Regions from separate parts of the Homo sapiens genome. Here all the other regions are linked to region 5. Evidence: chromatin loops called from intact Hi-C (ENCODE). Cell type or tissue: OCI-LY7. All regions are shown on one strand.

What was found. Hi-C counts contacts between places; a loop is a spot of excess contacts. Peaks named below come from ENCODE experiments on the same cell type or tissue, not always from the same donor. Only the 100,000 strongest peaks of a DNase experiment are listed, where the experiment ranks them.
Region 1: it touches region 5 in a loop (7-fold over the local background); 13 of 110 quality-filtered maps call a loop at or near these places.
Region 2: a loop joins it to region 5, with 7 times the contacts of the local background. A loop is called at or near these places in 11 of 110 quality-filtered maps.
Region 3: it touches region 5 in a loop (4-fold over the local background); 32 of 110 quality-filtered maps call a loop at or near these places.
Region 4: it touches region 5 in a loop (3-fold over the local background); 5 of 110 quality-filtered maps call a loop at or near these places.
Region 6: it touches region 5 in a loop (5-fold over the local background); 3 of 110 quality-filtered maps call a loop at or near these places.

What each region holds. Positions count from the first base shown.
Region 1 is chr6:14,278,633-14,282,632 of GRCh38, forward strand. LINC01108 (long intergenic non-protein coding RNA 1108) reads right to left here. Exons shown (of 2, transcript NR_108097.1): 2 at 1,495-4,000. Among named protein-coding and RNA genes, the nearest start is that of LINC01108, 4.8 kb to the right of the region's middle. In OCI-LY7, CTCF peaks have their summits at 2,309 (motif pointing left) and 2,508; DNase peaks (open chromatin) are centred at 49, 509 and 2,309; H3K27ac peaks cover 787 bases.
Region 2 is chr6:14,315,264-14,319,263 of GRCh38, forward strand. No RefSeq gene overlaps it. Among named protein-coding and RNA genes, the nearest start is that of LINC01108, 32 kb to the left of the region's middle. In OCI-LY7, CTCF peaks have their summits at 2,056 and 2,259; DNase peaks (open chromatin) are centred at 2,048 and 2,948.
Region 3 is chr6:14,709,368-14,713,367 of GRCh38, forward strand. The region is part of intron 1 of LOC101928354 (a long non-coding RNA gene); the gene reads right to left. Among named protein-coding and RNA genes, the nearest start is that of LINC01108, 430 kb to the left of the region's middle. In OCI-LY7, a CTCF peak has its summit at 1,888 (motif pointing left); a DNase peak (open chromatin) is centred at 1,854.
Region 4 is chr6:14,380,633-14,384,632 of GRCh38, forward strand. No RefSeq gene overlaps it. Among named protein-coding and RNA genes, the nearest start is that of LINC01108, 97 kb to the left of the region's middle. RefSeq lists a silencer at 1-100 and enhancers at 426-967, 968-1,511. In OCI-LY7, a CTCF peak has its summit at 1,788 (motif pointing right); DNase peaks (open chromatin) are centred at 1,949 and 2,889; H3K4me3 peaks cover 1,175 bases; H3K27ac peaks cover 2,395 bases.
Region 5 is chr6:14,209,164-14,213,163 of GRCh38, forward strand. No RefSeq gene overlaps it. Among named protein-coding and RNA genes, the nearest start is that of LINC01108, 74 kb to the right of the region's middle. RefSeq lists silencers at 672-721, 1,812-2,251 and an enhancer at 2,502-2,561. In OCI-LY7, CTCF peaks have their summits at 2,205 and 2,406; a DNase peak (open chromatin) is centred at 2,018; H3K4me3 peaks cover 1,578 bases; H3K27ac peaks cover 496 bases.
Region 6 is chr6:14,543,413-14,547,412 of GRCh38, forward strand. No RefSeq gene overlaps it. Among named protein-coding and RNA genes, the nearest start is that of LINC01108, 260 kb to the left of the region's middle. In OCI-LY7, CTCF peaks have their summits at 1,502 (motif pointing right) and 1,704; a DNase peak (open chromatin) is centred at 1,409.

The sequences.
Region 1 (4,000 bases), 69 kb after region 5:
GCTCACAGCGTCCTGGTCCCTCTGATCTTTGAGCTGTAAAGCCCTTTGTCACATCCAGGCTCCCTAGCAACAGCAGCCATACAGGCATGTGGTCAAGAATGGATGGGCACAAATGCAGCTTAGGAGAGGAAAGAAAATGTATCTGTTGTTAAAGTGCATACAATTCTCTACACACGTTAGAAGTTTCAAGCGGCTTTACAACATCAGTTTTGCTAAATCCGGCAATCCTATAGTGTCATTGGCTGAGTATTCCTGAGCACGTCTTACACATGCCAACCAGGGTGCTCACTGAACAGAACTAATTAAAGAAGAATAAAAAAAGATAAGGAGACATATTTAAGCTTCAACTTCTGAGTTATTATAATTAACAAGCAATAAGAAAAATGATATTACTTGTTCCTCATCTTGTATTTGTTACATCCTTTTATTCTAGGCACCTTCCCCACCTCCTGCATGGTTTTGCCTTTGAAGGAGCTTGGGCAGAAGTGCTAAGTCAACAGCCTCTGTTAGTAGATTTAGAAATAAGAAAAGAGGCCAGGTGCAGTAGCACAGGCCTGTAATCAGCACTTTGGGAGGCCAAGACAGGTGGATCACTTGAGGGCAGCAGTTTGAGACCAGGCTGGCCAAAATGGTGAAACCCTGTCTCTACTAAAAATACAAAACAAATTAGCTGGGCGTGGTGGCGCACACCTGTAGTCCCAGCAACTCGGGAGGCTGAGGCACAAGAATTGCTTGAACCTGGGAGACAGAGGTTGCAGTGAGCCAAGATCCCACCACTGCATTCCAGCCGGGGTGACAGAGCGAGACTCCATCTCAAAAAACAAAACAAAACAAAAAACCAAAAAAACCAAAACCAAAAACAAAACAAAACAAAAAAACCCCAAAAAACAAAGAAATAACAAAAGGCCTGTCAATTAGTTGAATTATCTATAAAATATTTCTTTTGCCTTATATGTCTGCAACATTGAAAAGATACAGATGTAACCTATTAACAGATGCAGGTTGCTATAAAATTACGTTTCTTTAAAATTTAAAATGCACACCTCCCTCCCATGTCCCCATCTGTCACGATCAACAGTTCTGATTTAAAACCTACACTTTGAAATTCGACTGCTTCGAATTATGAGAACCACGAATTTAGGTAATTGATTTCTTCTCTCAGATTATTCAGTGTATACCCTGGAAATATGATTAATTAGGCTTGCCTGTATAACAACACATACTGATTTGAGAAAAACTAATGCTGTGTTTAGTAACCTGGACCTTTAGTTTGGTTCTGCAAAGAAATTTCTTCACACTGCTGGGTGTATTATCTTTCCCTCAGTAGAAGCTGAAATTGCATTTGCTAACTAATTGTTGGTTCACTGTTTAATGGCAGGGGAGAGACCTCAGCCGATCAGTGAGCAAGTTAGCTAAGCACCTATAATGTAACAATCACTGTTCCCTACTGTCTTAGTCTGTTTGTGCTGCTATAATGAATGACCACGACCTGGGTGGAGTAGACAACAGACATTTATTTCTCACAGTTCTGGAGGCTGAGAAGCTAGAGATCAGGGTGCCAGCATGGCTGGGTTCTGGGAAGGGATGGCTTCTATTATGTCCTCACTTGGCCTTTCACTGGTGATTGCAGGCAGAGAGGGAGCAAGGGATCTAGTGTCTCATCCTCTTGATAAGGTCACTAATCTCATTATGAGGGCCCCACCCTCATGCCCTCATCTAACCCTAATCACATCCCAAAGGCCCCACCTCCTAATACCAGCACAGTGGGGATTAGGGCTTCCACATATGGATTCTGGGGGCTACAAACATTCAGCCCCATGGCACAGGCCACAGAGAAGCAAGGATAATTGAGGACCACGAGGTCCTCTGGGACTCACGGTTCATAGAGAGACAGATAAAGAAGCAAGTACAGTGTTTGGAAAACAAACAAAAACCTACAAAGAGTTCTAGAGGATTGTAGAGGGAATGACCCTTTTCATAAGCAAAGATCAAGGGGCTGGAAGGATGTGTGACATTTAGGAAACGGTGCCCAGTCTGACTATAATGGTGGTGGCTGCTGCGCCTTCGGCCCCCTTTGCCTATGCCATTGCACAGTTGCTGCTCCGATTATGATTGTCACGCCTGGCCTCACTAACCAGTTGTCTTGGGACATGGTTCTGCCCGGCGAATGCCGCCTCTACAACCTGTGCTTTTTCCAAGGTCTTCTTGAGGAGCCAAAACAAGCTCCCCAGAGACAAGAAAAGAGCATACACTGAGGACCGCCCGCTCTCTCCTGGTGACATATCAGACTGGTGTCTGAGGAGGGTGCACTCTCCTGCCACCTGCAGGACACGGGGCCACCCTTGGGATGTGCCTGGTGCAGGAATGCTGGGGCGAAGGGGACTTCACTGGGCAGAGGGAGCCTTTGGGTATGGGAGGGTCTGGGGTAGAGGTGGTGGACCTCATCGGTCATCACAGACGTGCCCTGGGGATGCTGGCGCCACTCCAGCCGCGTGGTGGGCAGGCATCAGAGATCCATTCTAAAAAGATAAACAAGGCATGGATTTGGGAGTGTGGGAGGCAGGAAGGCCGCGTCCCGAGCCATCAAATGCAACGGCGCCTTGATGTGAAGTAGGGGAGACTGAAGGCAGAAGTGTCCCCTCTGCCTTGCTGAAAACTGGAGCTGCTGGGTGAAGACAGGGTGATTACCCACGTCTGACTTTCCTTTTTATATCTGGGGTGCCAGGGCTTAACGATCCCTCCCCCTACCCCCATTTCTCCAGGAAGCCTTGAAATCCTTTGCCAAGCAGGGCACCAGAGTTCCTGGGGCTCGTCTGCAAATTAGGTCCTCACCAGCATCCTCCTTTCATTGTGGGACCTTCTCATTTCTGCGGCATTTTCCATCACACCAAAACCTAAGACTAAGTACCCTCACCATCCTAATGTACCTAATGATTGTCTACACCTCCTGAAGTTTCCTGTCACCTTCTCTTCAAGTAGCTTTGCCATTAACTGGGTCCCTTTAAGCAGGTTGCTGAATCCCAGTTTTCACTTCTATAGCAAGAAGGACTAGAATCAGATAATTTCTAAGATCCCTACCAGGTAAAGAGGAGAATACCAGCATCCACTCAGACTTTTCCTACACATATTGGCTCCTGTAGAAAGTAAATTGAAAGGAAACGGGAAGGAGAGACGGCACGTATTGAATTTCTCATTAGCCCCACTGCCTGGTTCTCATTAGTGAGCCTTCCGGGTTACAGGCACAAGGGCCAGGACTTATTTTCATGGCTGAATAGCACATGTGAAATGTAGGCGATTTCTAATCCATATTATATGAGCTCCACACTTTGCTATCTTATAAAGTAATGGGCAACGCTCAAGGAAAACCCCATCAGAATGACGGGCTAATCCTTCAGGGGGAAAATATTGCTGTTCTGCATAAGCTTTGGCTCTCTGCTTAATTAATCCCTAAAACTTTCAGGCCTTAATGAGAATAATTAGACTTGACAGTACTGAGCTTAATGCACAACTACAGACAACAAAAACCGTGTTCGGTTTATAAGCTTCCCAGAGCTTGCTGAAAGACAGGCTAATGTTATTTACAGCGGCCCCAGTGAGGGGCCGGACGAAGGTTCGGACTGGAAATGTGCTTGGCTCTCCCTGAGGACAATTTCTCTGAGGAACGGGGTACTATAGCCCCCTTTTGTGGCTTTCCCTCCATAACAAACCGTGGTCTAGACAGGATCTGGCTAGAAATTCCCTTATTACCACCCCGGCCAGACTCCATTTATCATCACCTTGAACGTAATGCTCGCGCAAAACCTCCAGGCCTCTCCCGTTCACATAACGAATCGAGGGAGGCAGAGCTCTTACGGCGCTCCAGCCAGTGTCTGCCTGCTTCTGGAAATACCTCATCTTCCAGAAAAGCATTCATTTGTCAACAGAGGGATAATGCTAAAACCTTAAAGACAAATCGGCCAGAAGGCAGGGATGGGAGAAGCAGGCAGGGTACAGCCCGGGA
Region 2 (4,000 bases), 110 kb after region 5:
CGAGGTGGGAGGATTGCTTGAGCTCAGGAGTCTGAGAGCACCTGGGTGACATAGTGAGATCCTATCTCTACAAAAATGAATAAATAAATAAAAATTAGCCTAGTATGGTGGTCCTAGCTACTTGTGTGGCTGGGGTGGGAGGATCACCTGAGTCCCAGAGTTCAAAGTAGCAGTGATCCATGATCACACCATTTCACTCCAGCCTGGACTATAAAGTGAGATCTAAGAAAGAAGGAAGGAAGGGAAGGATGGAAGGAAGGAAGGAAGGAGAAAGAAAGAAAGGAAAGAAAGAAAAAGAGAAAGAAAAAGAAAGGGAAAGAAGAAAGGAAGAAGAGAAAGAAAGAGAGAGAGAAAAAAGTACCCAAACCAGCAGTATCTGAGAGAGGGGATCTAGCACTATTCATTACTAGAGATCCTGGGTGCTGAAGCTGAGAAGGTTCTCTGTCCCCTTTCCAGGGATTCTCAGTAATCCCTGTGGTGGGGGTGGGAAGGCAGATGACAAGCAACATTCATTCTTGGACTTCAAAGAGCTGGGAAGACTGGGACTTCCAAGCACCCCTGGGGCACTGCCTATGCAATATTTGTCAACGACATTTTCTGCTAATTAGGCCCCTTAAAAACAAGCAGGGTTGTAAGTGAGGAACAAGGATCTATCCAGAAGGGTGGGTGGTCCATCCTGTGTAATGATGGGGCGCTCCAGTCTGTGAAGCGTGACACTCCCTTTATGTTCCTTCCCTCTGCCAAGAGTAACAAGTGTGTTTCCTACACGAGGATTAGAATTTACTGGAAGACCGTGGAAAGCCCTAGCACCAGAGACTGTCCGGCTAACATGAATTCCCTCCTGGACTGGTCTCATTTGGTCTTTTCTGACACCTGGAGCAAACTCTACCCCCACCTTTCCTTTTGTCAAAGGACCCTCTGTAGTCAGAAGAGCTCTGGACTGAGCAGGAGGCCTGCGTTGCAGGCCCCACTGTGCTACCAACAGGGGCTGTGTGTGAGGTGGGCTGTGGACGGTCACCTCGTGCTTCTGGACCAGATGCCTTCTCCCTAAAGTCCTTTCTCTTCGGTTCTTACAGCCATGGCATCAAGCATAAAGAGCAGGCATACAACGCATAGCCTTGTGCCATCACATGGGCACACCCTCACACATACCAATAAACACACACAAACACACACGCACACACACACAGACACATGCACACACACACTTCCTTTCAGTGCCCAAGTAAGAAGACAAACCTATCTTCAAGGTGAAAAATAAAGGCTCAGACTATCCTTTCCTTCAAATTCACCCAGGATGCCCTTTCTTGGGGCACATATGCTGCAGTGAAAGGAGAGCAGGCCGGGCTTGCTGGCTGTGTGGGTGCAGCTTCAGTGCCTGGCCCAATCCTTTCCTCCACGCCATGCTCCCTGCGTGTGTCCTTGGGCAAGCCACTCTCCAAGGGCCTCAGCATCCTCTGCAGTCCGGGTAGCAGCAGTTCCTGCCTCACAAGACTTTCGTTAGGATTGCTTGTGTCCATACATTGGTAGCTCCTAGAACAGGACCTGGCACCTGCTAGCAGCGAGAGTGATGTGGTGGCTCTCATTACCTCACCAAGCCATCTCTGGGTAAACCTCTGGCTTTTTTTTTCTGCTGAGATTTCTTTCCTTTTCATCTCAGCTCTTGGTCCTGCCAACTTAGGTTAAGAAATGTACTGACAAGAATCTTTGAAAATTCCTAGCAAAAGCCTCTTCCAGCACTGCATTAGTAAAATCACATTTCAGTCTCTAAAACAAACAAAAGCGGCCAGCCCAAACCTCCCCCGCCCCCAAAGTCACTTGGAAACACAAACATTAAGAGTGTGTACTCTGGTGTTGGAGGTGATTTATGATTTGGGCCTAGGGCTCTCCTCCCCCAATAATAAGCACAGAAGAGGAAGGGGTGATGGCTGGCAGGAGTTTCTGTTGGAGAAGTTTCTGCTAACAGTGGCTTTACTGTTAGGGTGCTGCCCGTTCCCCAGAACTGGGGGATGTCAGCCCATCACAGGAAACCACCAGGAGAAACTGCCTGGGACAGGCGCCATCTGTCTGCAGCTCTGTCATTTAGATAGTCGATAGATCAATCCACTGGGGCTGAGCCACAAACAGAGCTTGGCTTTGATATTTAGGAAGAGGAAAGATGCCTGACAGCTCCTTTCCAGGTTACATTTACACTCCTTGACTGTCCTTTGCTATTGTTTCTAGAAAAAAAAAATACTGATTGTGAAGTGTTCCTTTGGTGTTTTCTGTTAGCTTACAAATAAATTGGGTTTGAATCTAGTCTCACATTCACACACACACACACACACACACCCCCGAAAATAAAGCCCTTCCAACAAATTGCTTACATGCTGAGGCTCTGTGTTCCAGCAAGCCTTCAATTTATTTTAATGGACAAATAATAAATCCTTCCAAAGGGGGTATTTAGAATGGAAATGCTGATAGGTCCTTTAATTGTGACATGCTGCCAGGCACTGCTTTGACACGGAGTGCTGCAGTGTGCCCGGGGGATTGGATGGCATGCATCAGGACCACGGTGTTGGGGGGAGGGGGACGCAGAGCTCAGATGCTGTGCCTGGGCCCAGTAGTCTCACATTAGTGCTGGAATCAGCAGCACGGAGCTGTGGGTCCCAGGCTCATCAGAAACAACATGTTGTACAACTTGTTTTCAAGGAACTGACATTGTCATGGTGTTTGCAGTGTGTGTGCTGACTGATCCTCTGCCCCCCAGGTGGGTTCCTCAAGTCTTTCTTGGACTCTGTGGAACGTTGCTAATATTGCTGCTTCAAGTCATAGGATGTTAGGGGTGGGAGGTACCATCTGATTTCTAAAAGCATCAGGCTGTGGAGATAGAGTGGTCCAGAGAAACAGCACAATAGCCTGATGTCTCAGCTGTTGCCCCTCCCACGCAGGTAGGATCGCTGTCAAGGTCTCACCCTGTTAGGTCTGGACGGCCCCCATCTGTAGCGGTTTGTCACTAGCACCTGTCATTGTCTTCCTCTCTAGTTGCTCCTAGGTGGTGACAGCCTCTGCTCCCTAAGTTGCCTGAAGATTTCTCCCCACCTCCACTGCCCCCTGTTCCCTGGAGAATGCCACATCACCCAATGCTCCCTGAGGTCTGGGGGCTTAGGATGCCAGTGGGGAGCTCCCTCCCTTGCCTTCTACTGGGGACATGGACTGCAGGGTGTGTGCCCTGTGGTGTTACACAACTAACCTCTACCAACTCACGGCCACACTGACACAGTTGTGCACCCACTTATACCCTCACTTGAGTGCTGTATCCCCTGTTCCTTCTCTCCCCTTAGTTCAAAGCAAAACCTGTGCAAGTAAGATTCTGCAAATAGAATTATTTTGGATTTGCTCACAAGTGATCAGACACACTAAACTCTCCCTTTGGGTTCAAAATAGTATTCCTGAAACATCTGTAAGGAGTCCAAGGCCCAGAGAGGTGGAAATGTAATTTTAAGTATCAGGAACATCAAGTTTTTTTATTTGGACTGGTCTAAATATCCCTTTCCCTAAGCCCCTGGTGGCCTGCAATGCAGGGGGTGAGAATTAGACACCTGTGCACCCACTTGGGTCTGGTCTCTCCCCTCTGATCCCAGATTGACACATGCTTTGAGAGTGAAACCTCTTTCCCTCCTCCTTCAAGGTGGATCCCAGTGTACAGGCATGCTTGGGACCTATCTCCTAAGTTCCCAGCTTCCTTAACTTTTCCCTGCATGCTGAGGAAGGGGCATTCAACATCTCGGAAGTCTCTGGGCATTTGTTATTGGATTCTTGTGAGTTTCTGATTTAATCCATCAATAGAAAACATCACAACTGATGATGAAAAAGAGATTGTCCCAAAGAATACTTGCTATCTACAGAAGTACGAACGCTGAATGGACAGAGCACATGGATTGCACTGAACTAAGGGACAGAGGTAGGGAGTATGGCTGATAGACATGGCTTCACATCCCAGAATCACCACTTATCCAGG
Region 3 (4,000 bases), 500 kb after region 5:
ATTTAACATGGCACCAATCACAACCGTGTTCTGGGGCCAAGAACACTGGCCAGCTTACCACCTTCTGAAACTCGGGTGGCTGAGATCCAAGGCCAACAAGACTGAAGAGATGAGTCGCAGCAGTGGAACCCAACAGCTGCCACTGTAATTCAGGGAGCGTCCCCATAATCTGGCAGGGCAGAGTGGAACCTGTCATCCCCAGGAATTAGGGACAATTCAACCTGCAACCCTCAGAAGTTAGGTCTCCAGTAACTGCTACTGTTAAGAAAGTCCTCTCTTGCCTCTTCCTGGTTTGCAAATGTTGCTAGCCCTCTTGGATTAGCGAGCTAGGCCCCGTCTCGGAAGCGAGGTGTGGCACTTCACCCAGCAGACACACCCTCACAGACAGTCCCCATGTAGATGACAAGAAAAAGCTGACAACCAACGGTCCCAGGCTCTTCCATTATGATTGAAGCTCATGGGAGCTCGGCATCACTTAAAATGTTCTGTAAAGTTCTCAGGATGGTATTTAATAAGGCAGCAATTCAGTGTCAGTTCAAAAGCCATTTGGGGTGGAAATGGAGGGTAAAGTTGAGATGTCATAAACTCAGTAGCTTCCAAATTTTATTACAGGCTTTTTCAGGTCTAACAATAGCAATTTGGAGAAGGGAGAGAAAAGACATTACTCAGTCTTCAAAAGTACACCCCAAACTCATGCGAACTGTGAGCTGACACTGCCATCTGCTCTCCCTGACATGTGGTGTGGGAAGCATGATTACCATTTTCCTCTAAGGCCAGCGTCCTCTTTAGGATTCTCCCTCTAGCACCGGGCCTAGGACAGTCTTAATCCTGACAGTCCAGAACTTCAATTTTACTATTCACTCAACAAATACTTTTCAAGCATTTATATGCGCCAGACACTGTTATAAAGTCTGGGATGTAGCAATCACTAAAGTAGGAAAAGTTCTGCCTTGTTGGGGTGTTTATTTGCTAGTTAGGGGGACACAGGAATTAACAAATAATCAAGTATGAATAAACAGACTATCAGATGGTGATAGGTGCTATGGAAAAAGCAAGGCAGATTAAGAAGGACAGAAATCATCCAGGCAGGGGTGGGGGGAGTGGGGGATGTGGATTATGTGGTGCGGTCAGGGAAGGTCTCACTGAAGAGGTAACATCTCAGGAAGACCCAAGCAGGGGAAAGAGAGGCCATGTAGAATTGCAGGGCAGGGTTTTTCAGGCAAAGGGATCAGAAAGGGCCAAGACTGTGAGGCAGGAGAGGGATTGGTGTGTTTACAGAACAGCAAGGGGCCAAAAGGAGCGAGGAATGACGGTGACAGTGGAAGGAGCTAAGACAGGAGAGGTGGCCGGAAGCCAGATCGCTTGCAACCTTGCAAACCATTTTAAGGACTTCACCTTTAACTCAGCACATCAGTCAGGGCCTAACCAGGAGACAGAAGCCACACCAGTTATTTTAACACGGCTAATTTAATATAAAGAATAATTTTCTAGGAATAAAGTCTTAACCAGGTAACTGAAAGAGTAAAAAGACAACTCTAAGGTGTCTTTCGTATAACAACTTCAGGAAGCTCCACCCCTGGGGCTGGCAGAAGAAAAAGGGGGCTGTCGGATAATTAAAATTTAGAAGCTTAGAAAACAGTCCCATGGGGCTAGAACCCAAACCTCAAAGATGGGGCAATGGCAGTCAGTGCTGTGGCCCTAAAAAGGCACAATGAGTCTGGTTCTTGAGTGTAGGAAAAATTGCAACGTAGATTGAACAGCTGCTACAGGAAGAAACTGCTGCTGCCAAGATGAAGCAGCAGTACTGGGGTGCTGCACACAGGAGCCACAGGCAGACAGGATACCCATGGGAAAGAGTAGGAGCCTCTCTAGCAACCCCTACTGGCTGAGTGCAACAAGGAGCCCAACAAAGGAGAAATGCAGTGTTCAGGGGCCCAGCATAGAATCAAGTATTGAAGGAAGGCTTTGGAGCTGAAAGATGATAACTTACTAACTGGAACTCTCTGAATGAGATAAGATTTTGAGCAAGGAAGTGACAAAAGCTGACTCACTCTGACATCTGTGTTGAAAACAGACAGTAGAGGAGCAGCAACAGTGGAGGAGGGAAGGAGTGGATGGATTCTGAATACAGGCATCCCACTGGATTTGCTGATGGTGTCCATGTGAGCTGTGAAAGAGAGGAGTCAAGGGTGACTCCTTCATCGAGGCCTGAGTAACTGAATGGAGACAAATTTACTGAGGGAGCAGGGAGAGCAAGGGGGCAAGAACAAGCTTGTTAGGTCAGCTTAGGTGTGAGGTGCCTGTTAGAAATTCAACTGAGGGGCTGGGCGCCTGTAATCCCAGCACTTTGGGAGGCTGAGGCGGGTGGGTCACCTGAAGTCAGGAGTTTGAGTCCAGCCTGGCCAACATGGTGAAACCCCACCTCTATTAAAAATACAAAAATTATCTGGGTGTGGCAGACACCTGTAGTCCCAGCTACTCAGGAGGCTGAGGTGGAAGAATTGCTTGAGCCCAGGAGGCAGAGGTTGCAGTGAGCCAAGATCGTGCCACTACACTCCAGCCTGGGTGACAGAGTGGGACTCCATCTCAAAAAAAAGAAAGAAAGAAATTGGACTGACAATGACAGCAGGCAGTTGCATCCCCAAGCCTGGGGAGGGTTTAAGTTAGAGATATAAATTTGAGGCTCACCCATCATATAGATGGATTTTAAAGCCACATGATTGAATGAGATCATGCGTGTCATCTCAACGTCACTTAGAATATGACATGGCTAAGAATCAGCTCTGGAATCAGAATGATGTCAATTTGAATTCAAACTCTATCGTCACTGGATTTTCTCAGATGTTCTAAGCCCTGATTCCCTCATGTGTAACCTAGAGATGATACTAATCATGCTGACTACACTGATCTTATGTACGGATTAGATTCAGTAACGTAAGGAAAGCCCTTACACCAGTGCCTGATATCAACTCTTATAAATAAGAGTTATTATCATTATCATAGTTTTATGATATTATTAGTAGTCAAAGATAGCCAGAGCCTAGAAAATTAGGCTTCTAAGACCCAAAAGCAAAGAGACCTGAATTGTACTAAAAAGACAACTTATTAATTGTAGGAGAAGATACAGTGGCATCTTATGTGAAATAGGTATATAAACCATGACTCTGAATTACTGTGGCTTTCCTTTTACAGATACATTTATTCGGAGTACTAAAAATTTTTTTTTTTTTTTTTTTTTTTTTTTTTTTTGTAGAGACAGGGTCTCATGTATTGACCAGGCTGGTCTCCAACTCCTGGCCTCAGTGTCCCAAAGTGCTGGGATTCAGGTGTGAGCCCCCATTCCCTACCTCAAATGGTTTCTAATCAGGCCAATTCTCCTGACCTGTAACAGAGCCTGCCCTAGCTCTCAGAATTCTGCTGCAGAATGGGCTAGCAGTCAAGTTTGTTCTTCTCCATGAGAAGGTTTAGCACCTGGAGAGTTGAGAGGTAAGTTTGATGTACATGAGGACTGTTCCTCTGGTTTGTGAATAACCAGCCAGGGAGTAAAAAAAAGATGCCAGACAACCCTCACAAAGGAAAGAAGGAAGGGAAAGACAGATCCACAAAACGATTCTAAAGGAACATTATTAGCAAATCCTTTAAAATACCAAAACTGAGTGTGCAGGGCAAGACCAAGATAGAAACAGAATGCTTGCCTGGGGACAAACTATGGAGACATCAGCATGTGCCTGTCGTGAGTGAGCTGCTGATGAGTCAGGAATGAGCACAGCCCCAGGGTGACTCCGAGACCCTGTGCACCCGTCACCACTCACTCCTAGTTGGCCTGGGAACAGAGCCCCATCCTCCATTAATTGTTCACCTCTCATTAAGCATTTTTGCATCAGGCAGCCATTCCTTTCCAAGAGCTCAATTGCAGGGTTATGTAAGGTTCTCCTGTATTCCTGGCCGGAGAACTGAGACCAGCTGCCTGTCCAGGGCGCTCCCTTCCTAGGCGGTAGGT
Region 4 (4,000 bases), 170 kb after region 5:
CTGGCTTGCAGCGGGACAATAGGCTAGAACGTGGGTTTCATTCTTTTCCATCTGAACAAAAGCAATGTCTTTGCTCCTCGAGCTCCAGGGACTGTGAGGCAGGGGAGCCCTTTTGAATGGTCCCTGCCACCACACACTTCCCAACTATCGACACCGGCTAGATAGGTAACAAAAGGGGAGTCAAAGGTAATGAATCAGAATTTGCAGAGTTTAGCTGCTATGGGTGTGGGAGGGCCCCCAGAGAACGGCCAACGGACCCGATCCATTTGTATCACTTGTTAACCAAAATTGTCAGTGACTTTGGAACAATTATTGCCTTCCTGAAACCAAAACCTGCACAGCACAATAACTCTTGAGCCTCCCTTCTCTGCATTAATAATCATGTTCATGGTGCTTTACTTAGCAGGTTACAATGTTGGCTTACTCTCAGGCTCTCTGCAGTGAACAAATTAAAGAGGCTTGCTCTGTTCCATGAAAATACTCCAGCTCAGCCTATTCATTTTCCTAAATGCTTCTCCACTTCAAATTGGCATTCCAGCCATGTGGCATATATTTTTTAAAAGCCATCGCATGGGTCAATAATGTTAAACCCTTACCCATGACAATAATTTACTCTCATCGACTGTGTACATACACAGAGAAGAAATACACACATAGTGTGTGTGCTCATACTCTGATCCCTTTGGTGTCTCTCAGCATTGTGGACTCTCTCTTCCTATTGTGTTTCAGTCTTTTTTTTAACTGGCGGTCTCTTTCTCCTGCAAAGAGAGATTACAAATACAATCCTAGAATTGTAAATAGAACGGTGGCTGCCTTTTGTTCGGCTTCCTGTCCAAGTTGTTACAACCTTTGTCATGGTAATGAGCCATCAGAATTTCATAGCCTGAATACCCTCTCCACTCTTCCAGTTTATTGTGTGCCTAAATTTGGATGAGTTTATGGTCTCCGTCAGTGCTGCCCGTGGATAAAGACAGCTGGAAAAGTTGACCCGCTTTAAGACGACCAAAGGTTCTTCATGGAAGTAAAAGGTTTACTGGCAACACAGGAAATCCTGAGAGCACTGTCTGGAAATTTGGACGGGGTAATATTCACCTGCCAAGGTTTTCCATCAGGTCTTGAGAAAGGTCGGTGGGTTTTCTACCCTACTTAACTTTTCCCCAGTTGTGACAGAGTAGCTTTTCTCTTTCATTCAAGGGATGTGTGTTGAAAATCTGTTCTGTACTAGGCAGTGGATGCACTGAGGAGAAAAAATAGGGCAGGCCAGGAACACCGAGGCACAGCTGAATACATATTTATGCCAGTGCAAAGAAACAGAAAACTGGGTTCATCTTCATACTGAACTTCATATGACTCAGATCAAATTTCCTCAGTGAGAGCCCATTTACAATAGCCATTATGCTGATGAACATGCCACCGGCTTCCCCAGTGAATACCCAATGAATACCCATTTCTGAACTTGCTCGATAAGAACACGGCTGAAGGTAGATTCCTACAAGGTAAATTCCTATTACTGTCACTTAGGTTGTGGCTTTAGGTAACTGATATGTACGTGACATCACATTATCTACGCTACAGTACTTTAAAGCAAATGACAGATGTTGTAACAGTTTACAAGATGACCCATCTATATTTGATTACTGACAGGCATGAATAATTTACTTCAATATTTCATTAAAATTGTGCCCTGTTAATTAGATGGAGGGTTTTTTGTGACAAAGCACAAACTGCTGGGGTGGGTGGTCTGTGAGGTTGTAGAACATAAAAGGGCTTTTTATTCCCCCAGCAGATGGGGCCCCGCAAGGATAAAAGAGACTTGAGAGCCACTTAAATTGGCCTCAGGACCCTCAGTGTTGAAGCTAAGTGCTGGCTGTGGTTAAATTTATGTAAAGCGCCTAGCACAGTGCCCGGCACCCAGCAGCTGCCGAGAGCTATTAGGATTTTTTTTCCCCAAGTGTTGGGTGTGTGTGGTTAGAAACTTAGTGCCATTTCCAAGCAGGTGTGACTTTCAGTTAAGTGACTTCCTGAGTTTGTATGAGAAATCATTGGTGAAACCCAGAATAGAACTCAGAGTCTTTGCATTCGATTTCCAATCCCATCCCTCTTCTCACTGGGTTGCCTGCCCTCCTTCTGCATGGGCACCTTTGCCAAGAGAGAATGAGATTCTCAAAGCAACTAAAGTCCTCTGGTAGTTTTCAAATGGCCAGTTCTGTCCTCCTCTCAAAATATACTTTGCTCTTGTATTTCCAGTTTCAAAGTAGCAAAATGCAAAGTCCTGTCTTCCTTCCTTCCTTCCTTCCTTCCTTCCTTCCTTCCTTCCTCTTCTTCCTTTCCTTTTTCCTTCCTTCCTTCCTCCTTCCTTCCTTCCTTCCTTCCTTCCTTCCTTCCTTCCTTCCTCCTTCCTTCCTTCTCTCCCTCCTTACATCCCTCTACAAGTATCAGGCCGTGGGGAGCGGGAAAGGAAAGAAAGAAAAGGAAAAAAGACTGTCAAGTGTTTTTTATCATGCAGATGTATGTTGGGGGCATAGAAGTGGCAGGGATTGGAGACTATAGCAGAAGGAGCCCAGGCTCATCTGCTGCTAAAAATAATAAAATTCTAACTTCAGAAAATGTTGAAATATGGCTGGCGTGGCATTGTTTTTGTTGCCTTAGGAAGATACCCTCACTTGACCAGACGATTAAGAAACCTGAAAACTGCGTGTTACTGAACCAAACTTTGGGTCACCCACTCAGTGAACAGAAAAAGCCAAAAGCCAAAAACGAACACCACTGGTATTTGCAGTGAAAGAGAGGCATGTATTTCAGGGTGCCAAGCAAGGAGAACTGGGCAGCTAACACTTAGGACTCAAACTCCCAGACGGATGACAAGCAAGGGTTTTTACAATTGCAACTTCTGCTTTCCTGAAATGTACTTTGAAATGGACATTTAAAGGCATTAAATGTATAGTTGCAGTCGTAACCAAGACAAGGAAGGCATGCAGCCAATACAAGGAATTGTAAACCAAAACAAGGAAGTTACCCATTGGTTTGGCCCTTCGTAGGGGGACATCTTGAAGCAGAGGCTTACAGGTCAGAGGTGGATTCAGAGATTCTTTGATTTGCAATTGGTTAAGGAAGCAAAGCTTTGTCTAAAAACTTGGGGTTAGCAGAAAGCTATGTTTAGTTTTGGCCTGAGGGTGTGACTTTCTCCAGGCACCTCAGGAGGAAATTTAGAACAAAGAACATCAGTTAGAGTTCAGTCCTCAGTGCCCCCTTATCTGAGGTCTATGTGACGGTGGTCAACATTGTCTATCTGGTGGGGCTCCTGTTTCTGAAAAATAGCTCAAGGATACGTCAAGATAATATCTTTTAGTTTCTATAGGGAAGCAAACATCTTGTGACTCTGGCTTACTTGGTGGCTATTGTTTAAGTTACTATTATCTTCCTGCTTAGCAGGTTATTCATTTACTTCCTTAATTGCTGGTTGTAGGGTTAGCTAGGTGCCTGGAATTTCCCTTGAAGGGACTCAAAATTTTCCCTTTGTTTTTTGCTAGGTGGGGAGGTGTAGCTTGGAAGGCTCCTGAGAGGGGTTCCTGCTGTTTCATACACTTTCTCTGACCAGGCTTTCCTGAACTGGGGATAAATAGCGCATCTGCAAACACAGTGATGCCACCAGGTCAAGGTCAACACTGATATCTCAATGGCTACTAGGCCCATGTCTAACAATTCCTCATGCTTTACCCTGGCCCGTAAGCTAAAAATGTTAGGCAAAACATTGCCCATTCTCCTGCCTGTCCTCTTCCTTCTCTGGTCTGCTCCCCTCTCTGTGGAGAGGAAACTCCTGATTTGCTGAGAAGTTTCTCAAAAGCTACAGTGCAAATCACCCTAATTGTTTGCTAGATGAACAATGATCACTCTAACCTCCTAATTAACATTGTTAAAATCTGCTAACAAAGGACATTTAACAATATCTTAATTAGGAAGGATTTCCAATTTGTGATATGGAGCATGTTAGACAAACAGA
Region 5 (4,000 bases):
AGTGTGGGGGAGGTGACTATGGAAACAGGGTGATTTATTTTCATTTCCTTTCTTCACGGTTCCATTTCATTCTGCAAATTCCCTGCTGCAATGCTGTATCCCCAGTATCTAAGCCCAGGCCTGGCAATTAGAGCACAATACATATTTGTGGATTCAGACTTTCAAATGCACGTCCTTGTGACATCCTTCAAACAGTGTACTGGTCAGGAACTCAAGAGTATGGTACATTTAAAAATCAAATACTATATCAAATTTGGAGAAGCATAACCATTAAGGTAGTGTATTTCAACACTGGTAGGTGCACAAAGCCTGCTCTCTAAAAGAAGCAAGTGGCCGGGTGCGGTGGCTCATGCCTGTAATCCCAGCACTTTGGGAGACGGAGGCGGGTAGATTACTGGAGATCCGAGTTCAAGACCAGCTTGGCCAACATGGTGAAACTTCGTCTCTACTGAAAATACAAAATTAGCCAGGCATGCTGGTGGGCACCTGTAATCCCAGCTACTCGGGAGGCTGAGGCAGGAGAAGCACTTGAACCTGGGAGGCGGAGGTTGCAGTAGGCCAAGATTGCACCATTGCACTCCAACCTGAGCAAAAAGAGCGAAACTCCATCTCAAAAAAAAGGAAGTAAGGGAAGTAAGTAACTCAGCTGGCAGGGTCTGAATCAGAGTGGATCACTTTCTCTGAGCTGCCCTGGCACAGCCCAATTGTACCTATGTCTCAGGCATGGTCCCCAGTGTCAGCAGACACACTGATCCTGGTGGAGGGAAGTGCACATCGTGCAAGGCATTCCCATAAGCCACCGGACAGGTGTTCAACTGCCCTCTGGGTAGCCTGACCCTGAATGAGTTTAAATAGAAACAAATAAAACCTAGGATCAGAAGGTTCTTATATTGTACTTAAAGTGGTTAGCATTTGTAGTAGGTTATCAAAGAATATTGTACAACATCTTTCCCTAGGGAACTTTAAGAATAGGATGGCTAGATCCTGCAGTCTGAGATATTTTTGTCTCTATAATAACACCTTAGCACGGTATCACAGCTTATAGTACGTGCCTCGAGGCCAGGCATGGATTAGATACCCTTCTGAGGCCATCTGCTCCCTGGATTTGTTTCAAAGGAATGAAACACGAGGTGGAAAGGGAGAGAGATAGAGAGCTAGAGAGAGAGGAGAGAAAGAGAGACCGATCCACGGACCCTATTAACAGGGTGAAATCTGCCTAAACTAGGAAGCCAGAGGAGTAAGACCCTGATGGAAACCACGCTTGCCTGTCGGTCCTGATTTTGCCCCAGTCCTTCAATACGCCTCTCACGGTTTGTGCTACGGTCTTCTGTGCGTTCAGGGGTGGGCTGGTTTATGTCAACATAGTGGGTTTACTGTAAAAATCATTATTGGTACTTTTGGATGTGGCTTTTCTATTTAAAATAATTAAAACCAACGAAGCTTTTTCTTTCTGACCCAATTCCTGGCTGTCCTCTGCTTTGGTGTCTTCAGGCCAACCCTGGGCTCTGGGAAGCTCTAAGGATGGAGCCTGTCTCCTCCACCTGCTACACGCAGGGCAAGAGGGCCAATGCGCACCCCGCCACGGCCAGGAGCCTCATTATTCTTTTTGTTTTAATTCCCCTGTGTGGATCCAAATGGCAGTCCCAGGCCCATGGATAAGCAACAAGTGGCTGGAGGAGGGACAAATCGGGCTCTCCGCGTCGCTCCCCGCCTGCTTCCTACCCGCGCCGCCGCCCACTGCCCCGTACAGGGGTCGCAGCCGTGGAGCGTGGGAATGGGACAGTCCCATTTTACAGCTCTCGTTCATCCCGCCTGCGGCAGGCGGCTCCTGACAGGGAAGAGCAAGCTTTCTGGACTTCCCCACCCGCGGTCCCACCGGGCCCGTGGCGCGCCCACGCCTCCTCCCGGGCCCCTTACCTCCCGCGCGCGGCGGGCGCACGCACCACCTGACTCGCGTTCTCATTGGCTGCTGCCTGTTGCTAACCCACGTGACCGGAGCCGCGCGCCCCGCCCCCGCGGGCTCCCGCTCGGCCGGCGCGTTCCTGCGGGCGTTCGCTGGCCGGCGTCGGGCTCCGAGCCGCGGGTCGCTCGCCTCGCCGGCTTCGCCCCGCCGCGCCGCTGCCGCCGATGCCCACAAGGTGGCAGTGCCGCGCTGCGTGTCCCGTCGCCCGGGTCCGCGCGAGCCGCGCCAGGCGGCCGGTGCCAGCGCAGCCTCCCGCAAAAGTTTCCCTGCTCCGGAACGGACCGGGGCATCGCACTCTCCTGGCGGGCTGGTGACAGTCCTCCCGTTCTCGGGTTGCCTCGGGGCGATTTGCACTTCACAGCCCCGCTGGCGTCTCCTGGCGTCCCGAACTTGGGGCCTGTCACTGAGGCAAGTCGATGTTTTCAGGAGTGTTTTGTTTTGTTTTGTTTTAGGATCTGTACGCTAATAATTGATCCTAAAGAGGCAGGCAGACACCCCGACAGCGACACCTCGTCTCTCTTCTGGGCGTCCGGCTGAGCTTGCCTCACTGCAGAAGCAACCGATAGCTTCCCTTTGCGCTGGTGGAAGACACAAGCCAGCAGCCCTTCGGAGGGGCCTCCCCGCACGCGCCTCTTGGGATCCTGACTTGCTTAGGAAGAGGAGGGCACGGGGAGCCTCCTGCTCTGCAGCTGTCCCCAGGATGCCCTTAATTCCCGGGACAGGAGAGATAAGCTCGTCTGACCTCAGTTGACCTCGCCGCAGGCGCCAGGCGTCCTCATTTACTGCGAGGCATTGGGGAGTCTACTTTTCTCTCTGCTCCCTGGGATTTTTTTCCTTACGTCACTTTTTTCCTTGTTGGCTTGTAGCTGGTCTGATGTCCCCTTACTGCTATCTAAACCGCCCCCCTCTACTCCCTGCTCCCACCTAGGCACGCGTTTGCCACTCTCCATTTTTCCTTTAAAGAAAACGTTCTGAGAGCCCTTTGAACCCAGCTGACCCTGGGAAAGGGCAGGTCCGTGGATGTGAAGGCAAGTCCAGCAACTGGGGCTGCACTTACCTACATGTGAAAAGGAAAGAGAAACACACCTTGCCTGCCCATTGTCTACACCACGAAGCCCGGATTCCATTCCCTGGTAGTCAGGCCTTTCACACTGGGCTGCCCTCCAGGTAATATCCAAAGATGCCCCCAGCCTACTCCAGCCCCTAACAGGACACTCAAAGGGACTCTGTGTTCGTGACTGCTGGAATTTCTGCTGAGACCCCAACACAGAACAATATATGGGTCAAACAACTCCCACCCCCATTCTCAAGTGAGGTATAGACCCTCTCTGGGGTGTTGTTAAGGGACCGACACCAGCCTCGCCTTGGGGTGATACGATAGGAGGCTAAGGATGCAGGAGAGGCCAGCAGTGGGTCTTTCTTTTTAGAGAGGTGTCTATATGTTTTGCTTCTCCACCTACCTCAAGATAAATGACTTGGGCTCCAGAGAACTCCCTGAAGAGCTTTAGGTGTCTCCTGGAGTTTGGGAGGTGTAAGGACAGATGCAACCTGCAAAGCAGACGGCTGTTTGCAGTGGCGAGAGAAGGAGGTATTTGGAGCCACCTCTTCTTCCAAGAGCCAGTGAGTTATACATGCACTAAGTCTCCCTAGAGGCAGGGTGGACCCACATCCCCCCACAGGGGCGAGGTGAGCAGCACATGCCAGGACCTGAGGGTGACGAGTGAGTGCCAGCTAACAGGGGCTACCCATGTCCCAGAGCTGCAGCTGGTGAACTGGCAACAACAGGGGAAGAGGATTGAGAAAACCCAGAAAAGCATCCGCAGAAGAGCCAGCATGTGCACATCTGCCACTCCCAAGGGCACCAACCCCAAATGCAGCTGAATCCTCCTTGAAGAGCTTTGTTCTTTGGGCCCTGAGAAACCTGCTATGGCCTGAATGTTGATGTCCCCCCAGAATTTGTTTGTGAACGCTAATACCCAATATGACAGTATTAAGAGGTGGGACTTCTGGAAAGCGATGAAGTCATGAAGGTGGAGC
Region 6 (4,000 bases), 330 kb after region 5:
CACACACCTTGCCAACTCTACTTAAAAAATAAAAGCAAAAATCTTCAAGTATTGATTCATAAGGAGCTTGACGCATTAATGAGAACTGGTGTCAGTGGGTGACTTGCGCAGTCACCAAGGGGAGGAAGGCATCCCATTCCTCCTTGCTTTCCCCAGGGAGGACCCCAGGGATCACCTACCAAAAATCGTCAACTCAGCCTTCACATACGAATGCTTGGAACCTGGTGATCGATAATGACAAAGCTGATGTTTGTTGATCGCTGTGTAGCAGTCACTGTGCTAAGAACTTCACGTATATGGTGGGATAGTATTTCAAAGCAGGGTGTCTCAATCTTGATACTACTGACATTTGGCACCAGATAATTCTTTTATACAGGAGGTTTCTCTGTGCATTGTAAGATGCTTAGCAGCATCCCCGACCTCTTTCTACTAGATGCTGGTAGCATCTCACTCCCTCCCAGTTGTGACCATCAGAAATGTCTCTAGACATTGCCCAATGTCTCCTGGATGCCAAAGTTGCCCCCAGTTGAGGACCACTGCTTTAGAGTATAAATTGATGTGCCTCTAAATTGATATGTTGGGATCATTTGCCTCTAGTTCAGGCGAGCACAGAGACCAACAGCAATCCTTATCAGCTTTGACTTGGGCCATTCCGGGCCATTCTGCACCATCTGCCTGGAATTCTGGGTAACAGGGTCATGCCTCAGGTCAACCTTCCCCCATACAGCCAACACATAGCAACATGAGCCCCACTCATGAAGGACCACAAACATAATTAATTGTCCCCAAACCCCTGGGCTTTGGGTTTCCTGAGTTCGTATGCTTGGGAACAGCTGCTAGTGGACATAAAACGCTGGGAGAACCCTTTCAGATCCTGCCTTGCCACTAATTAGATGTGCAATCTTGCAAAGTGACTTAAGCTCTCTAAGGCTCAGTTTTCTTCTCTGTAAAATCAAGATAACAGCACTTTCATCACATGGGTTCTCGGGAAGATTAAACAGGATGCTAAATATAAAACACCTCCTCTTGTGCCAGGCAACATAGTAGGCTTAATCAATCTAAATTGTCTTTGTCCTCACCCTTATCTCCCCAAGACAAAGATAGGATTTTATCTGGAACAAAACCCAGTGAAGGGTATGTTAACGAATTCCATCAAACAGAGCCATGATATGAATGAATGGCTATATTTCCTTCCAAGCATGATTTTTGGTCTTGGCATAATTCAACCCCTTTTTGATTCTCCAAGTAATCTCTCTTCAACCGAGTACACAGACTTGATGAATCAAGGCTGCTTTTGGAGCCCTCACCAAGAAAGGTGTGGGCCCCTCTGCAGGTGTCTGCACTCCGATAAGCTTGTCAGCAGAGGCTTTTCAGAGCCTGCCTCATCTGTCAGATGTACAGGTGTGCCTGGGCTCAGCTTACACCCTGAGTCAGGGTCACGGTTGGCAAGATGGAGTTTTTCCCCAGGGATGGAAGCCTTATCAACTTGAATAACAACCTGCTGCAGCCTGGTGCCTGCAGAGGGCAATGAATAAGCTTCTCTTTGCCCTGCATCCAAAAGCCAAGAGCCAGTGCACATTCTCAAGGGAATCAGATTGGGGGTGGGTTCTTGGTAAAACTGAAGATTATCAGGCCAAAAGAAACAGAAAAATAGATGGTAGCTGCTTAGTAAGCTTTTGTGTCTTTTAAGGTTTAACTGATTAAGAAAAACCTAGAAGATTCTAGACTGGAAATCCAGTTTTGGATTGCCTCTGCTCTTCTCTCGGGCATGCATTTTCCTGAGTATCGAGAGAGAGAGAGAGAGAGAGAGAGAGAGAAGTAAATACATATGATGCTGAAATCTGAAAATCTTTCTAATGGTTGCAGTTGAGAAAATCATTTTGATGAAAGAGGAAGGTAAAGCTTTTGGATGAAATGGAATTTGGGAGTAATTCAGATTTCATTTATTCTCTTTCTTGTTCTCTCTTTAAGTCAGTAGGGCCCTCTAACAGTCACTGTAAAATATTCTGCCTATAGCAGTTTGCTTTATCCATAGTTGCTGTGATACAGTTATTAGAGGAAGCACAGCCAGTCTTAGGAGGTAGGCCTCTCTCTGGTATCACCTGAAGAAGCCATTTGAGGATTCTACCCAAGATCCATGGAGGAAGAGTCTCTGTCACCAGCCTGCTGTGACCCAGCTGGGCTGGAAGCTTGGCTGTGTGAATATTGTAAAAGTTGCATGATTTGAACGTAGACTCAGCTGGGCTAATGAGGACAGGACTTCAGATAACCATGTGACGAGATCACTCTCCTTCCACAGAATAATGCCTCTTGGGGATGGTGGATGGTGAAGTATATCAACATTTAAGAGCTGAAAATAAAAACTTTGTGTTCCCCAGGAAAATGATGAAATCACCCAGAACCCAACTGAATATCAGCTAATAATTAAGAGCACAGACTCCATAGTTTGCCCTGCTTTTAAACCCTGGTTAGCTTACTAGTTATGTGAGAACTTGGGTAGGTTACTTGCTTATTCTTTGCCTCAGTTTCTCCATCTGTAAGACAGGGAAAATAATGGTATCTGTATTTGTTTTTTAGAGCAACTGAAACAAGTCATCACAAACTGGGCAGCTTAAGCAACAGAAATTTATCCTCTCACAGTCCTGGAGGCCAGAAGTTCCATAGCAAGGTGTCAGCAGGTCCATGCGCTCTCTCTGAACGCTCCAGGAAAGACTCCTTCCTTTCCTCTTCTAGCTTCTGGTGGTGGCCGTCAAGCCTTGGCATTCTTTGGCTCACAGCTGTATCACTCCAATCTCTGCCTCTCTCACCACATGATGTTTGCCCTGTGTCTGTGCCTTCTCCTCTTACAAGACACCAGGCATATTGAATTTAGCACCTATCGTAACCTAGTATGACCTCATTTTAATGTAATTACATTTCCAAAGATCCTATTTCCAAATAAGGTCACATTCTCAGGTACCTAGGATTAGGACTTCAATACGATCTTTTCAGAAGACACAGTTCAACCCACAGTAGTACCCCATGGGATGTTGTGTGAATTAAGTGAGATAATATGAAAAGAGCTTAGACCAGTGCCTGGAACATAGGAACATGAACTACTTATTCTTTCTAAACCTTACGATAAGCTCATAAGGGTGGATCTTATTGCACTTCTTCAACAGAAGAGAAACCCTAGGCTGGAGGTGAAAGAAATTGGCCTAAAGCCACCCACGTAGTTAGTGGTACAGTTCAAGTTTAGAGTGGCTTGCTCTAACTCCAGAACCCAAGTACTTCTAATAATCTATTACTCCGTACTCCTTCTAGAGCGACTTGGCTTTCTAGAACAAACCAGTTTCTTCATACTTTCCTTATAAAACTCACTTTCCAACCCTGGGGTTCTCCTACTTCACTCTCCTGCCACCTGCCACGAATTATTCAAGTTCAAATTCACTACTTTAGAACCCCCAATTAAAAAGCACTCAGCTAGAATGGCGGTGATTCTTGCATATATCTTTAACCAAGCTTGGCCAACCCACTCTTGCAAGCCACATGCAGCCCAGAACGGCTTTGAATGCAGCCCCCCAAAATTCATAAACTTTCTTAAAACATCATGAGATTTTTTTGTGATTTATTTTTAGCTCATCAGCTAGCAATAGTGTTAGTGTATTTTGTGTGTGACCCAAGACAATTCTTCTTCTTTCAGTGTGGCCCAGGGAAGCCAAAAGATTGGACCACCCCTCCTGCCTTTAACCCTTACTCATTCTTAGTACAATGTCAGGTTTAACCAGGACATCAAAATAGACTGCAACATTTCCTTACCTCAAGGGTTTATGGATGAGAAACATCAGCCAATTACAAATGAATTTACAATATGCCGGATAGTATTCTAAGTGCTTTAACAAATATTGACACATTAAATCCCCCTGACAACTCTGTGAAGGAAATATTGGTTTATTCCCATTTTACAGATTAGGAATATGCAGACACAGAAAGGCTAAGATCACAGAGCTAGAATGTTCCA